Regions from separate parts of the Homo sapiens genome. Here region 1 is linked to region 2. Evidence: read pairs that join two places in POLR2A ChIA-PET (ENCODE). Cell type or tissue: OCI-LY7. All regions are shown on one strand.

What was found. ChIA-PET counts read pairs that join two places held together with the same protein. Peaks named below come from ENCODE experiments on the same cell type or tissue, not always from the same donor. Only the 100,000 strongest peaks of a DNase experiment are listed, where the experiment ranks them.
Region 1: POLR2A ChIA-PET joins it to region 2 with 13 read pairs; 3 of 35 experiments call an interaction of 5 or more read pairs at or near these places.

The regions. Positions count from the first base shown.
Region 1 is chr2:202,545,714-202,548,213 of GRCh38, reverse strand. The region is part of intron 10 of BMPR2 (bone morphogenetic protein receptor type 2); the gene reads right to left. Among named protein-coding and RNA genes, the nearest start is that of FAM117B, 88 kb to the left of the region's middle. RefSeq lists a silencer at 2,464-2,500. In OCI-LY7, no CTCF peak of the experiment used is centred here; no DNase peak of the experiment used is centred here.
Region 2 is chr2:202,378,642-202,381,141 of GRCh38, reverse strand. The region is part of intron 1 of BMPR2 (bone morphogenetic protein receptor type 2); the gene reads right to left. Among named protein-coding and RNA genes, the nearest start is that of BMPR2, 3.6 kb to the right of the region's middle. In OCI-LY7, no CTCF peak of the experiment used is centred here; a DNase peak (open chromatin) is centred at 1,541; H3K4me3 peaks cover 1,926 bases; H3K27ac peaks cover 1,830 bases.

The sequences.
Region 1 (2,500 bases), 170 kb before region 2:
AAGAGAAAATGGAAAAACTAAAACTATGTGAAAAGAACTGGTAGTTTCTTCTGAAATGTACTATATATTTCTTAAAAAGACCAGAGGGCAAACATAAACTGAGGAAGAGTTGCCGCATTTTTTTTTTTTAAGATGGAATCTTACTCTGTTGCTCAGGCTGGAGTGCAGTGGTGCAATCTCGGCTCACTGCAATCTCCACCTCCCAGGTTCAAGTGATTCTCCTGCCTCAGCCTCCTGAGTAGCTGAGATTACAGGCACCTGCCACCATGTCCGGCTAATTTTTTGTATTTTTAGTAGAGACAGGGTTTCACCATGTTGGCCAGGCTGGTCTAAAACTCCTGATCTCAAGCAATCCACCCACCTCGGCCTCCCAAAGTGCTGGGATTATAGGCATGAGCTGCCGTGCCTGGCCTTTTTTTTTTTTTTTTTTTTGTGATGGATCTTGCTCTGTCGTCCAGGCTGGATTGCAGTGGCATGATCTCTGTTCACTGCAACCTCTGCCTCCCGGGCTCAAGCGATTCTCCTGCCTCAGCCTCCCAAGTTGCTGGGATTACAGGCATGCACAACCACACCCAGCTCATTTTTGTATTTTTAGTAGAGATGGGGTTTCACCATGTTGGCCAGGCTGGTCTCGAACTCCTGACGTCAAGTAATCCACATGCCCCAGCCTCCCAAAGTGCTGGGATTACAGGCGTGAGCCACCGTGCCTGGCTAAGTTGCCACCTTTTATGTGAAAATATATTAGGATAAAACCATTGATTACAAGAGGTTATACAAAACTAACACTAAGGAATAAAGAAAAGCCAGGCAAGTGATTTTAACAGGGGAGAGAAAAGAATTCAAGACAGACTAAGAAATGGAGTATAAACATTTGGAAAAGAGGCTGGGCTCATACCTATAATCCCAGCACTTTAGGAGTTCGAGGCTACAGTGAGCTATTATTGTCCCCCTGCACTATAGTATGGGTGACAAAAAACTGGAAAAGAATGGAAAACATGAAGAATGGTAGTACAGTTAAACAAATTATACCTGAAAATTTTATGTAGGAGGAAAAAAGCTACTTTAAAATAAACGTGGCCTATAATTTTTTATTTTACCAATTTAAAATATTTTAACATAAAACAAAAGCCTTAAACTGTGTGTGGGGGCCAGGCATGCTGACTCATGACTGTAATCCCGGCACTCTGGGAGGCCGAGGTGGGAGGATTGCTTGAGGCCAGGAGTTTAAGACTAGTCTTGGCAACTACCCTGTCTCTACAAAAACAAAACAAAACAAAACAAAACAAAACAAAACAAAACAAAACAAAACACCGGCTGGGCACGGTGGCTCATGTCTGTAATCCCAGCACTCCGGGAGTCTGAGGCAGGTGGATCATGAGGTCAGGAGTTCAAGACCAGCCTGACCAATATGGTGAAACCCCATCTCTACGAAAAACACAAAAACTAGTCAGGCATGGTGGCACGTGACTGTAGTCCCAGCTACTCGGGAGGCAGAGCCAGAAAAATCGCTTGAACCCAGGAGGCAGACGCCACAGTGAGCTGAGATTGCGCCACTGCACTCCAGCCTGAGTGACAGAGCGAGACTCTGTCTCAAAAAAACAAAAACAAAAACAAAAACAAAACCATGTGTATGTGATTGTTAAAGTAGTTCATTTTTACTGTAAATTCTGAAACATATAGGAAGAAAAAGTCATTTATGAACTCAATATTCAGAGATAACTATGGTTTAACATTTTCATGTATTTCCTTTAGACTATTTTCTATGCTTTCATTTTTATCAGGAAACTATTCTTCCCCCCTTTATTGACTAAACTATGCTTGAGTCCCTGGCAATTTATAAAATTAAAGCTAGTTTTTATATTCATTAATATTTGAAAGATTCTGAGTTTTACTACTAAAGGAATGTTTCTTAATCTCAATGCAACTATGAAAGCAAAAATGGCTTCTTTAGACATAGCTGCATTTCTCTCTTTTTATAAACTATGTACTTGCTACCTAACTCTAGTATTGGATTGTCACTGCAGAGAAGCAGTTTATTGACTGTAGCACATTAGATTTAAATGGATTCCCTGGAAGTGAACCAAGTATTATGAATTCCTTACTTGGCAACCTACTCTATACTGGAAGTAAAAAGTTTTCAGGTAAATATGCATATGATGCATATCTCATAATAATAGGGTTGCCGAGAGATATTTCAAAATAATAGATCCCATTTGCGCTGGTGAAATAAAACAATTTAAGGAAGATGAAGTTGTATTTTACTAGAATAAAATTTCACAGATTTTTCTTTTAGGGATACTCTATTGTGAGGCTGGCACCTCTAATTAATCCTAGTAAAGTATTCAGCCTCTCACTTGCTATCAGGGACCTCTCAAAAATCTGTCCCAGTTCCCATAGCAGGGACTGTAGTTTTGGAAGCAATCTTGGACGTATGTGCTTGACAATAGGCTCCTTAATTGCCACATACTTAAATATTTCAATCTGACTTGAAACAGAAGCC
Region 2 (2,500 bases):
TTAGCCGGGTGTGGTGGTGCACACCTGTAGTCCCAGCTACTTGGGAGGCTGAGGCAGAAGAATCACTTGAACCCGGGAGGCAGAGGTTGCAGTGAGCTGAGATGGCGCCACTGCACTCCAGTCTGGGTGACCGAGCCAGACTCTGTCTCAAAAAAAAAAAAAAAAAAAAAAAAAAAGAAAGAAAGAAATCCAGGGCCAGGGCCAGGGCCAGGGCCAGGGCCAGGGCCAGGCACAGTGGCCCACACCTATAATCCCAGCATTTTGGGAGGCCGAGGCGGGCAGATCACCTGAGATCAGGAGTTCAAGACCAGCCTGACCAACATGGAGAAACCCTGTCTCTACTAACAATACAAAATTAGCCAGGAGTGGTGGCACATGCCTGTAATCCCAGCTACCCGAGAGGCTGAGGCAGAATTGCTTGAACCCGGGAGGTGGAGGTTGCAGTGAGCCGAGATCACACCATTGCACTCCAGCCTGGGCAACAAGAGCAAAACTCAAAAAAAAAAAAAAAAAGAAAGAAATCCAAACAATCAGGACTGATGATATAAAGCAGTGCTTCTCAAGCACCTGCTTGAGTGAGACTTTGCGGGGGTTCTCCCAGAGAGATTCATTCAGTACATCTGGACTATAGGGCCAAAAATATGCATTTTTATCAAGAACCCCAGGTAATTCTGTTGCAGTACCCACACTTTGAGAAAAACTAAAATGAAGATTACTAAACTTCAGTTACTCAGTAATATTCACTAACATTAGATTAATCTTACTTTATATAATGTGTGTGTTCCTCAAGAGATGTATGTAAAATTGCAATCTAATCAAGTGAATTATTTAAAACGCATTACAGAAGTTGACCTTTAAATAATAGCTGTGTTGTATTCTTTTATTAAGAATTCATTCATAAACCAAGCCAGCACATCTTATTTTTCATAAGTTGTTTTTTTTTTTGGGGGGGGCATAGAAAATGTTCTAAGAATTAGGCGGGGTGTGGTGGCTCATGCCTGTAATCCCAGCACTTTGGGAGGCCGAGGCAGGTGGATCACGAGGTCAGGAGTTCGAAACCACCCTGCCAAAATGGTGAAACCCCGTCTCCACTAAAAATACAAAAAATAAAAATAAATTAGCTGGGCATGGTGGTGGGCTCCCGTAATCTCAGCTAGTCTGGAGGCTGAGGCAGGAGAACCACTTGCGCCTGGGAGGCGGAAGTTGTGGTGAGCCAGGGTCGTGCCACTGCACTCCAGCCTGGGCGACAGAGTGATACTCTGTCTGAACAAAAAAGAAAGAAAGAAAGAAAGAAAGAAAGAAAATGTTCTAAGAATTAAGGAGTCCAAGAACTCAATAAGTGAGAAAGAGGGAATCAAAAGAAATGATTTATCCATGACCCCGAAAAAGGATGTGCTATCAATCAGTCTTCTAGGATTTATTTTCCTGTTCAGCTGCACCATTTGCGCCTGTCGAGTTAACATCACTGCATCTGTGTAACCCAAATCCACACAGGCCCTCTCTAATCAGCTTGCACTTAATGAAGCTGCACTAGCCACTTCAATATTAGGCCAAGCAAAGTTTTACATGTTCAGAACTACGACATTTGCATAACCACTGCTGCACTAACACCTTGTAAGTGTCCCTGCTTCTTTACAAAGGTTGATCTGGTGAAGGCTAATTACTCCATCTCATATATCCAATAAGATGAGAAGTTGTTGCTGCTAGTGCTGCTGTTACCATTAATGTGGTATGTGAGGGCGCACACTATAATCCTGGCTCCATAATTTACTGACTGTGTGGTGAGTTATTCAAATTCTCTGTACTTTACTCTCCCTCTATGGAAAAGGGGAATGATAATAACCTACAACATAGAATTGTCATGAAGACGAAATGAAAAAATATATGTAAAGTTATTTGAATAGCTGATGGTGCATGGCAGGCACTTAATAAATACTAGCTATTATCATTACTGTTACAGGTCTGAAATCCAGCTTCACAAATTTTGTCATCTGGTGCTATGCAATACCAAAGAAAAAAAAGACTACAACCACTTTTAAGCAGTGATTCTTTTACTCTCTCCCTTTTAAGAGACACTATTCTAAGATGATTGTATTACCAAACAAAAATTAAGTTTATTTTTAAATAAATGCTTTTTCTCTTACTTTTATCAGTTCTGATCACAATATTATGAGCACGTCATCATAAATGAGAATCTATATTCTAAAAAGGTTAAGAATAACAAATAACATTGAAAAGCCTATGTTCTGAGATTTCTGCTCATGGAACGTTTAAGGCCTTTTACTCCATATTTTACAGGAACCACATGGCTTATGGCTAGAGAATTTAAATAGCTAACACAATATAAAGAAATTTAGAGAAAAATCATTTTTACTCTGAAAGCAACTACAATTATTAAAAATATTAAAATATCAGTTTTAAAGTAAACTCAGAAGTTCAAATTATTTTAACAGAACCATATAGATTTATCATCAATTTAACAGACATTAATCAACAGTAG